Regions from separate parts of the Homo sapiens genome. Here region 2 is linked to region 1. Evidence: chromatin contacts called from ENCODE POLR2A ChIA-PET data. All regions are on one chromosome and are shown on one strand. The core of a region is the stretch at or near the end of the contact, and the rest is flanking DNA. Distances in the headings are between cores, read along the strand shown. Region 1 overlaps SEC24D (SEC24 homolog D, COPII component). Region 2 overlaps SYNPO2 (synaptopodin 2).

The links. ChIA-PET counts read pairs that join two places held with the same protein, here RNA polymerase II (POLR2A).
Region 2: POLR2A ChIA-PET joins it to region 1 with 11 read pairs in activated T-cell. The contact joins two enhancer-like sites. POLR2A ChIA-PET finds 5 or more read pairs at or near these places in 4 of 52 experiments (AG04450, OCI-LY7 and activated T-cell).

What each region holds. Positions count from the first base shown.
Region 1 is chr4:118,754,977-118,761,022 of GRCh38, reverse strand. SEC24D (SEC24 homolog D, COPII component) reads left to right here. Exons shown (of 23, transcript NM_014822.4): 11 at 3,178-3,302. Among named protein-coding and RNA genes, the nearest start is that of METTL14, 73 kb to the right of the region's middle. Within about 2 kb of position 2,907, at least 5 of the 41 ENCODE cell types and tissues checked have a DNase peak (open chromatin) inside an H3K27ac peak, as active enhancers do.
Region 2 is chr4:118,938,252-118,944,297 of GRCh38, reverse strand. All of the region lies in intron 1 of SYNPO2 (synaptopodin 2), which reads right to left. Among named protein-coding and RNA genes, the nearest start is that of SYNPO2-AS1, 43 kb to the left of the region's middle. Within about 2 kb of position 2,402, at least 7 of the 41 ENCODE cell types and tissues checked have a DNase peak (open chromatin) inside an H3K27ac peak, as active enhancers do.

The sequences.
Region 1 (6,046 bases), core at 1,658-4,157:
ATTACCGGCCAGGTGCGGTGGCTCATGCCTGTAATCCCAGCACTTCAGGAGGCCAAGGCGGGCAGATCACGAGGTCAGGAGTTTGAGACCAACCTGGCCAACATAGTGAAACCCCGTCTCTACTAAAAATAAAAATAAAAAAAAAAAATTAGCTGGCATTGGTGGTGGGCACCTGTAATCCCAGCTACTTGGGATGCTGAGGCAGGAGAATCGCTTGAACCCGGGAGTTGGAGGTTGCACTGAGCCGAGATCGCACCACTGCACTCCAGCCCAGGTGACAGTGTGAGACTTCTTTAAACAAACAAAAAAAAAATTGAATTACCATATGACCTAGCAGTTTCACTTCTGGGTATATACCCAAAATAATTGAAAGCAGAGTCTCAAAAAGATATTTGCATATCCTTGTTCATAGCAGCAGTATTCACAATAGCCAAAAGGAGGAAGCAACCAGGTGTCTATGGAAGAAGAATGGATAAGCAAAATGTGGTATATACGTACAATGGAATATCATTCAGCCTCAAAAAGGAAGAAAAGTCTGACCCATGCTACAACATGGATGAATGTTGAGGATGTTATGCTAAGTAAAATAAGCCAGCCACAAAAAGGATAAATATGGAATGATTCTATATGAGGTATGTAGAATAGTCAAATTCATAGAGACAGAACATGGGATGGTGATTGCCAGGTGCTGGAGAGAGGAAACAGAGGTTGTTTAATGGGTACAGTTTCAGTTTTGCAAGCTGAAAAGCATTCTGTGATGGATGGTGGTAATGGTTGCACAGCATTGTGAGTGCACTTAATGCCACTGAACTGTACGCTTGAAATGGTTAAGATGGCAATTTTTATGTTTTCTTCGCCACAATTAAAAATAATAGAAAAAGAGAGAAATTGAGGATCTAAATTTGGCTACTGGAACTAAAAGAGCCACGTGGGCCTTCACAATTAACTGGTTGTGGATGCTAAGTGAGGTGGACAAGTCCATGGAGACAGTGAGATTTCAAGCCCAGGTTATTTTAGCTTATCGTGTTTTTTTATAAGTTTCTTGTAGGAAAGACCAGTATAGTTGGAGAGATGTTGTCATAATCTCTAAAATTTTGAGTCTAAGGTGCTGGCAGAACTTTTATGTGGATGTGTGCTGTAGTTAATTGGAATGCTGGTCTTGAGCTCAAAAGGAATCATGATGAGAAAGAATTTGAAGAGTTGCCTATATAGAGGTGCTGGTTAAAACTGAGCAAATGAACGAGATTTCTGTGATGGACGTGGGTGGGAGGAGAGAAGTTGGATAAAGATGAGAAAATGAAAAACAGAAGCAACAGTTAGAGAACTGGGAGAGGAAATGATGCTTCAGTGTCCTGGCAGCTAAGAGAGCCAAAGTGGTCTGGTGTGCCTGAAGTTGCAAAGAGATAGAAGAGATCTAGGATAAGAGCTGGATTTTTATTTCAAGTCACTGTACTTTGCAATCTGGATGGTTCAGTGACCTTTAAGAGAGCAGTTGTAGTAAGGTGGCATGGAAAACCAGCATTTTATAGAGTACATACATGTTAAGCTTGGCTGGACAAAGCCAGCTGGATTGAATGGGTAGAGAAATAGATTAAGAAAGCTAATGATGAAGCCATGACAGTTATCTAGGCACAAGATGACAAGCTTTCAGATGGTTAAGAGTAGGGATGGGCCGAAACATTGTTAAAGAATCATTCTGAAAGTGAAAACAATGGGACTCAGTTATTGAAGGAAAAGGAACAGCCAAATCTAATTTCACACTTTGAAGCCTTGAGTTGGCATGTAGTGACGTTATTCCCATATAGAGAAATGGGAAGAGAATGTGATTTAGAGGAACGATGAATTAATTTTGAATATTTCAAAAACCAGTTATAGTGAAGCATTTCTGTAGAAATGTGCAAATTGGAGATGTGGAAAATATTCCATGAGGAATTGGTAATGCTGATAGAAGAGATTAAAAGAATGGTACAGCACACTTGGGTTTGTCACAAAGAGGTTTTGATTTAACTAATGGAAAGGTTGTTATTTTCATCCATTATAAATCAGCACAAGTCTATGCTGTGAATTAAAGTAGGTGTGAATCAGGAATGATTTGCAATAAAAATTATTCACATAGCAGAATTCCTTCATTTCTTTGTTGGTCTGATTTTGGCAAAGGCTTGAAGTTTTCAGGATGATGATTTTTAAGTCCTATAATTTGTTTTTATTTAAAATGAAGGATTTTATTTTAAAAAGTTATCTCTAGCCTTGTAGTGGATATAGAATGAATCAGAAAGATAATTTACAGACATTGTCATCTAATTTTAAAATAATTAAAATACAATTTTAGAAAATTTTTGTGATTTATTATGAAGTTAAAAATTAAGTTGGTCTAAATTCTTTATTCCGTATGTAGGTCACTAAAGTTGTTTGCCTGTGGCTCTCTTTTCTAAATATTTTGTAAGATGCAACTGAAGGATCACTTCCTAAAAGCTGTTTGAACACCAGCCAGTAAAGGGACCAACAACTAAAAAACATGTTCGTAGCAGCTGCTTTATGTCACAGTGATTATTTTAAACAGATAAAGAAAACGCCTGACGTTCTATGTTACCGCAAATATGTAAAAAACTAGGTCAGTACTTAAAAATATAGTACAGTTTTCAAAAGTATACAGTTATATTTTCATACACAATTTCATATCTTTAAAATGGAAAGAGTTGATAGAAGAAGAGAGTCTAAAATAGTGACATCCAAGTTAATGAAGTTTTATTACAGTTTCAAAAACAAACACTATTATATGTATTCTTTTTTAGCATAATTTTTTAGTGTGCCAAACATATTTCGACCTGTAAGGCAGAGTGTTACAAGCAAGTCTGGCCATGATTCTGTACTTTCCCTTCAGCAACTGTAATAATAAAGCTTTGCAAAAGTGAACCTTCTGTGCTAGATGTCGTAATAGTGTCTAATTCAATACTAACCCAGGTCATAGCCTGGAAAATAAACAACTTCTTTTATCTTTTTAATAGCATCTGAAACCAGATGCTCTAGATATTCTGGAAAAATGATTTAATTCCACAGATGGTATATCCTAAATATTAAATGAAACATCTGATGACTTTCAAGAGTTTCTAATGAGTATTGACATTTGATTATGCAATGTATTTACTTTATTTATGTGATGTGTTTGCTTTCCTATAGAAGAGTAAGCCTCCCAACCCACCAGCCTTTATCTTCATGATTGATGTTTCATATAGTAACATAAAGAATGGACTTGTCAAGCTCATATGTGAAGAACTGAAGACCATGCTGGAAAAAATTCCAAAGTAAGGCAACCGTCATTCTTTTTACAACTTATACATTATTGCCTAATTAATTTATTGGCCAGAAGATAAGTGCTGAATGACCAATTGATTTTTTTTGCTAATGAGGACACTGGGTAATTAGTCATAAATCAAACAGCATCATTGTTTTGAGTCCTTAGAAAGTTAGAGTGATCTTTTGTACAAAGCAAAAGAAACAAACTGATAAAAAGAAATGCTATGGTAAAGAACTTTCAAAGTACATTATAAATTATAAGAAGAATCCCAACAGTGTGGTAGGAAAGACTTTGGATGTGTTATTCACTTTTCAAAGCATTGATTTTCCAATGGACACTAGTAGTTGCTGAGCATGGCAGAGTTCGAAGGGATGACAGGAAACTGAACTGTTGTCTTATGGCAGAGATGGTAGATTTTTAAGCAATTTCCTTTTGCCCTTATGATAAGCTGTCCAACCCATTTGCAGCTTTACTGCCTCTGTGTCCTGTAACTTAACAGCCTGAGGTGCACCACATTCCTTGCCATTGCAAGAGGGCAGCAAGGAAAGGCGAAAAACTAATTCTAATAACTAACAGATGAACATACCTTAGACCTTACTCAAGACTTCAGACTGTGCTTTAAAAAGGCTGTTGGGCATATTACCTGCTTTAATACAAAGAAGTAAATCAAACTGATGGCAGTCTTACCATAAGAAATATAAAGTTACACACATACACAGCCCAAAACAAATTTCAGGAGAGAAAAAACAACCAGATTTGTTTTGAAAAATAAAGAGGAAAAAATGTATCTTGGCTTGAATAAAAGCTTTTAAGAGCGGTATTTGGAAACTAGCATGGAATAACTAACACTATCCTTTTATTTTTCTCTCTTATTGCCTCTCCTAAAACTAATATCAAACGTGGCTATTTTAAAATTATCTTATTATAAAAACTAGTTGTTTAGGATGAGGAATAACATCTAGTAAGGAGATTCATGAGCAGGGAGAATGCCATCCCTCATGCGAGGAAATATGAACAGGCTGGGAAATGTTGTCTGTAACCTAGTCCCTACGTGTCCCACCCCCAACCTGTCTCCCTGAACATCAACAATCTTTGTTCTGGAAAAGGATGTTTTTCTGGAGGGTGGGTTGTTGGCTTCAGCCCTTAGAGCTCCATGAATCTTTGGGTGCCCATTCCTCTGTATTCTTTGCACATATGACTGGTGCTTTGGGAGATGTGAGGCTCAGACAAATGAACTCTGGACCTCCCAGGAGTGGTTTTGTTTGTATCTGTGAAGCTGAAGTCATAATATTTTCGAAGATGGTTTGGAAAAGCAGTGGGGATGTTTAAAAAACACCGAGGCAATTTCAAACTAAATTCTAAAATGAAGAATGAGCTGGGAGCAAGTTGAAGATGGTGGCATAAGAAAGGCGTCTGATGCCTGCAGATGTGTTTGTGACTGTAGTTTCCCTTACCCTATTCTTAAGGAAACTTGAGAAGTATGGATTTTCTGCTGAATATGATGTATTTTATTACAGAACTCTCTCATGGGGTTGGTTTAATCTGAATTTGAACTTGATTAGCATGAAAGAAAACTACTCTAATTGCTGGAAATGGTCTTTCTCTCTTTTCCTTCTCTCAAACTGGTTCAACTTAGGCTAATCTATTATCCTAGACAGTTACTTCACCAGTCCCTTGTTCCTTATCAATGCTGGTGATATGAAGCTAATAGCCTGTTGATATAAGTTATGAAATCATACTCTTTCCTTTGGTGTCATTATAACTTTATGTACCATTGGAGCACAGATGTGTGACTTTGGCAAAAGATAGGAGGAAAAAATAAAAGGATACTGTTGGTTATTCTCTGCCACTATTCCGATCTCTCTTTTAAAAGATTTTATTCAAGCCAATTACCTTTTTCTACTTTATCTTTTAAAACAAATCTGGTTGTTTCTTCTCCCCTGAAATTTATTTTGGGCTGTGCATATGTGTAACTTTATTTTTTTTAAGGTAAGATTGTCATCAATTTGATCTACTTGCCAAACAGCTTTTTAAAAAGCACAGTCTGAAGTCTTGATTAACATCTGAGAGTGTGTTAATCTCTTAGCTGATCTTTTGAAAAAGGAAGGCCTCATTCTTTACTATTTAACTTTGAATTTATACCTTTGGCCTCTCAAGGTCGCCAGACTTTTCTGACTTCTCTGGAACAGGAAAGAAAAGATTTGAATGTTTCATCTGTTATTCAGATCAAGCTCTTTAGTTATTTTGCCTTTTTTTTTTTTTTGTCTGTTTGTTTTTAATGCTGCTGTAACTAAAACGTTCCAAATGCTTGATCTTAAAATTTTCTGGTTCATCTAGTTACCAATGTCTTCAGTATTGCTCTGTCAGGTTCATTCCATTAAAATGATGATGGGTCAAGCATTGAGAGAAGTAATCATTGAAAAAAAGAACATCAATGTATTAGTCTTTATGAAATCTCTTATATAACTTCACAAAACATGTCTAGAATTAATAGGAAGGAGAGGCTGAAAATTAGTTTTCTTCTGGATATGATTTAATAAGGCAGTTACACCGTTGAAGAAAATTTTAGGACAGTTCTGTTTCTCAAACAAATAAAAAAAAGTTCCCATGGAGACCAGTACTAATATTTTGCAATAATGTAGGATGTTCTGATTAGATGCTTTTAAAAAATGTTAATTTAGATCTTAAGTGAACCCTGTGAATCCCAGGATACTCCTTTCCCGTCACTTGAAAATGTCCAAATCCAATGGG
Region 2 (6,046 bases), core at 1,153-3,652, 180 kb before region 1:
GTCCCAGGCAAACTGCAATGAATTGGTAGTCTACTGCGAGTAGACTGGTAGCATTATTTTATTAATTATCCTTTTATAACACTAATCTATCTCAAGTACACTTAATGTGCACTTGATTTGACACTAAAAAGCCATCCTAGATTAAGCCTATGTGGCCAAAGTAAAGCTGACATCAAAGAAAAGAACTTGAGGATAAAATTCTTGCCTAATCTAGGAATTCCCAGATTTTGAAGAGTAGTATCACAGCTTAGAAATTAAACTTTAACATGTAAAAAGCACAGTAATATCTTTAATAAACATCTTAACAGAAATTTGGTTGTACACAAATGTGGCGTTACTTCCACGTAGGTATGTAGCACTGAAAGCAACATAACTGTCAAGTAACGTTTTGCTAACACACACACCTCAATATGAGTGTTCCTCCTGAAACAGTCACCTTGAGAGGTACACACTTAGCACAGTGATGTTGATTTGGCATAAGACATTTCTAACACTCATTTTAAAATTGCCTTTAGAGTCAGATTTACTTAATTTATAGCCTGTCCTCAATTTTTATGAAAATGGCATTGGGAGTATGGATGACTTTCCTTATTCATCTTATATAGGGTTCAAGTAACTTAATTTTTTCCTAAAACCAAATTCCTGCCTCAGAGGGCAATGTTTACTACCACTGATGATATTCAAAAGAGCATGACACATGAAGACAGTTCCAAAAAGATATGACAGCATCTCTTTGATCAACGGCAGCATGTTAGCATGAAAAAACAACTCAAATTTTAAAGAGAGCAACTTTGAAGTTATAAATTCTATATAATTGTTCCCTTCCCCCACATCACTTATGTTAATTTAGTCATACCTTTTAACTGTCAGCTAAAAAGCCTATGATTTTGGTTCTCATGCTAAACCCTGACTTCAGCATTGTCATTCCATGTCTCAATCTACCTAATTATTTGCTCTGATACCGAGCCCCTCTCTTGTAGCTTGCAATGTTTTCTCCTCTGAAAATTACTTTTCCCCTTAGGGCTGCTGTCTTTACTTCTAAGATATCAGCAAGTTACCTTGTAATTGCTTCATGGAGAAGTCTGGGGACATGGTTGGTTGTGTGAGGTCTTTTTAGGTAAACTTGTCAACACACCATCCTTTAATAAAGTTTTTTTTCAACCTCAACACTATTGACTTTTTTTTTTTTTTGAGATGGAGTCTCGCTCTGTCACCCAAGCTGGAGTGCAGTGGCATGATCTTGGCTCACTGCAACCTCTGCCTCCCAGGTTCAAGAGATTCTCCTGCCTCAGCCTCCCAAGTAGCTGGGATTACAGGCGCATGCCCCCATGCCCAGCTAATTTTTGTATCTTTAGTAGAGATGGAGTTTCACTATGTTGGCCAGGATGGTCTCGAACTCCTGACCTCAAGTGATCTGCCTACCTTAGCCTCCCAAAGTGCTGGGATTATAGGTGTGAGCCACTGCACCTGACCAACTGACATTTTAGGTTAGATAATTTTTTGTTGTTAGGGGAGCTGTCCTGTGTATTGCAGGAAGTTTAGCAGCATCTCTGGCCTCTATCCACTAGATGCCAGTTGTGACAACCACAATGTCTCCGGTCATTGCCAAATGTCCCCTGTGGCAACATTATCCCCAGTAAAGAACCATTGGCTGACACAGGGATGTAGAGATGAGTCATTCTCTTTATAGGGTTTTAAGTAATACATTATACTGCTGAGCCAGATTAAACTTTGAAAGGAAAGAAAAAAACCCTCACATTTAAAGTAAATGAAAATATGTTTTAATTAATTGATAGAGCAAAATCTAAATTTAGAAAAAAATGTTGTGCTTTCCAGGTGAAACACGAACTATGTATACAAGATAGAAAGCTGTCCATTCATTCTTTCATTCAGTCAATATTTACTGAGCATATACCAAGTGCCAGAGACCCCATGCCGGGCACAGGGGTTACAGTGGTGAACAAGATAGACAGATGTCTGCTCTCAAGAAACAACATAGCAAGTTTGGGACATGTGTTACAATATAGTGAGATACGTACCTTCCCACAATAGGTGGTAGAGTAGTGCATTTATTAATCATGTTTTTTATATTCTGTATTTTATGATGTTTTGATATTTTGATGGAATAGAAAGGCTTGAGGGCTGGGGAGAGACTGTCCTTCCCAGAGCTAGTTAATTCCTAATATGATAAATAACTTGCCGTCCAGTATTCCTTTCATATGTAAACCAAGCATTAGTGAGTCCATCTCCCTAACCACTTCCTTTATCTCTCACACACTAAGCCAATATTTCCTGCCCTAAATCAACACAGGACTAGAAACCCAGCCAACCAGGGATAGCTCCTATGTCCCAAAGCCTGCCAGAATTATTAAAACTGGCTAACCCTAAACTGTTTCCCCTGACTCGCCTTGCCTTTCCTACGGAAAACACAGTAAAGGCGGTGGCCTCTGCCTTCCCCTCGTTCTTTTCTGCTTTCTGAATGGCACTGGTGTTTCCCCGTGTGGTCTGCATAGTGGGGCTGCCTCCTCCTTTCGGGAAATGTAAGTCATAAAAAGCTTAGTGGCATGAGCCTCTGCCTCTCCATGTTATCATTCAGTCACCTCTACAAATTAAAATCATTGAGACAAGAAGCAGACAGAAAGGGGACCCTATCCCAGTCAGAGGGGCCAGAAAAGCTTCCCTGAGGAAGGATTAGAGTCAGTAAGGTGAATACATGAGAAATAAATGTCATCCAAGGATAAAAAATGTATAAATGGCCTGGTATAGGCAAGTTGCAGTAGGAGACTGGGAGGGCAGATTCATTTAGGGTGTTTATCTTGAAGGCAATTGGAAGCCATTAAATATTTGATTCAGGTGGTCAGGTTTGATCTCTCTTATTAGGAAGATCCTTCTGGTTGCATTGTGAGGAAAGAGCTGGACAGATGCCAGTTAGTGGACTAGTGAAGCAATGTAGGAAAACATTGACAGTGTCCTGAATGCAGTTGGTGACTGGGAATGAACAGAACGTGACAAACTGGAAAGATGTTCAAGATGAGGAACTAAGTAGAGCTGATGAATTGAAAGGGAGGAGGAGAAAGGAAGAAGTCAAGGTTTCTGGCTCAAAAACCTGACTAGATTTGTCTGGTAGTGTCTTTCACTGAGACAAAGAACCCAGGAAGAGAATCCAATCTGGAGGGAAGGTTGAATTTGAGGTGTCTGTTAGACATGAAAGTCGACATGTCCAATACTCAGTTGGATGTGCTGCTCTGGAGCAGGGAAGAGAGATGCTCTACAGGTGGAACATTTACAAATTACGTCCCAGTGATTTTAAACTCACTTACAAGGAACAGTAACGGCAGCTATGAGATGACCCTGAAAGAGGGAGCTGAATGAAGAGTCCAGGGCAGAACCCGGAGGAGCACCAACATGAATCAACAGGAACAAGAGGAGTCCTCAAAGCAGAGCGAGATGGGGGTGACAGGAGAGAGGTGGGAGGTGGGAGGAAAAGCATTGTCTGGAATGCTCTCACTCCTCCACTTCCTCCCAGCCTCACTCTGTCAGTGTCCCCTTCATCATCTGAAAAACCATCCTGTCCAGCGTCTTTGTTGAAGACTCAGCCCCAAGCATTGCTTCTTTTGGGTGCTTTCCCTGACTACTCCCAGGTAGGGGTGGGGGTCCGACCGCACCCCTTACAGCACCGACCTCATCATACTAATGTCTCCCTCAGTGGCAGGGACCAGTTTTCTCACCATCTTGTCCTCAGTCCAATAACGAGCACATAGTGGGTATTCAATACATATTTGTCAAATGAATGAAAAAAAAATGAAAGCTTGCATGCTTTCACAAGTTGTAAGGCAGTCCTTTGGGTAATTAGCTGAAAACAGTTTACTCTTATTTCAGAAGTAATTCTAATGTTTTCTAACCCACAGATGTTTAGAAATAGAAAATTAGAGGGGAGAGAAGACAGAACTAGAAGAGCACATGCTCACACACACTGACAGAAACGCTGAGAGCTTAAAAGAGAGAAAAGGCGGCCAGGCGCAGTGACTCACACCTGTAATCCCACCACTTTGGGAGGATCATGAGACGGACGGATCATGAGGTCGAGAGATCGACACCAGCCTGGCCAACATGGTGAAACCCCGTCTCTACTAAAAATACAAAAATTAACTGGGCTTGGTGGCGTGTACCTGTGGTCCCAGCTACTCGAGAGGTTGAGGCAGGAGAATCGCTTGAACCCGGGAGGCGGAGGTTGCAGTGAGCCAAGATTGCATCACTGCACTCCAGCCCGGGGACAGAGCAAGACTCCATCTCAAAAAAAAACAAAAAAAAAAAAAAAAAGAAGAGAGAAAGGGCTAAAAGGCTAAAATGCTTTGTGTGTGGCACTCTAATGCCCTTTAGTGCCAAGCCAGCACATTCACACAGTTTAACAAAACACAGTTCAAAAAGTGATATTACGTGAGAACACTGAGTCTCTAAGGAGCTTAAACCATGACGGGTAACTCTATTAGGGAAGTCAGGCAGCATATGTAAATTTTTAATAGATCTATAATATGATGGCAATTATTTTTAGTTTTTAAAGTGAAGATTATGTGCATTTCAGAAAGATTCAAAATTTAAAAGTCATGATGCATTTTAGCTTCACTTGCAGTCACCTGGAATATGAGCACTATGTGGACTGGCTCACTCTCTCATAATAGGAGCGCCACACACACAAGTTGCTGCCATACGTGGATAGGCATTACTCAGAATTACAAAACGGAATCTCTTGCCTTTCTCACGTATAAACTCATGAAGACAATGTTTCTTACAAAAGCCTACAAAGCTTAACACAGCATTTGCAAGTGGCTACCTCATTGTTAGCAATGTCTTCTTTGTTGGAGTAAGCAAGAATTTAGGAAGATGCCACCAACGCCAAGTTCCCTCTTCATCCTTCACAGAACAGCACGCAAGTACTTCTCTGTCCTCTCCAGTTAGCTTGAGCGTCGCTCAGCAACTTAAGACTGTGCTCTTGGATATTAAAATAAAGCTCACTCAAAAAATATTCCTAAATAGGACACGACGGTTAAACTGGCAATGCTATAAATATTACAGGACCAAAGTGTATTTTTGTCTTCATTTCTCTATGCCAGACACTGCTAAACCAACTGTGCACACACAAACTTCTTTGTTGTTGTTGTCAAGGAGAGTATGCAGCTTCTTTAGGACTATTTTAAATTCGGTGCCTCATTTCACATAAATATTTACCCAAAGGAAGGTGTCTGACAGTGAAAATCTGTACACCATCATAATCCTTTTACACAGGGCAGCATTTTTACTGTACCCTGATGAAGGTATAAAAAGCTCCTCCATGGAAATACCATTAAGAAGACAGTGAATATAGAGAGTAAAAAAGGAAAGGTTATCATTATCTCCAGAAGGTGAAGTTTATAAAAATAAAATTTCTTTGTCAAGAGGCCCAAACAGAGTGCTCTGTGTATGAAATATGCTCAGCTCAGCAATCTCAATGGAAAAAACAGAAAGTAATGGTGACTTATTTTTCAATGCATCTGAAAGTAAGTACTTACATATCTCTTACAAATTGTTTAAAAACTCAAATATTTTAAGACAACCTCTGAAATGGAGACTAAGTTATGTATTAGGATGGCTAGCCTGAAATATCTGACAGTTTTAAAAAGTACTGAGGGAAAACCACAGGGAAGCTACCAGTGAAAACAATTTTTGTAGCACTGTTCTAATTTGAATAACAATAACTTCTTAGAATTATTCAAGAAATAGCTATTATTTCCTACTGACTTTTGCCTACAATATGTAAGCATCTTAAAACAATAATAATATACAGTTGGCCTTCCATATTTACAGTTTCTGCATCCATGGATTCAACCAAACAAAGATCAAAAATATTTGGGAAAAACCCAACAACAATAAAAAATAACGATATAACAATTCAAAATAATGTACACATATATATATAAATATACATATGTTTTCTTTAAATTGAGATGGAATCTTGCTCCGTCAGCCAGACTGGAGTACAGTGGGGCGATCTCAGCTCACTGCCAACCTC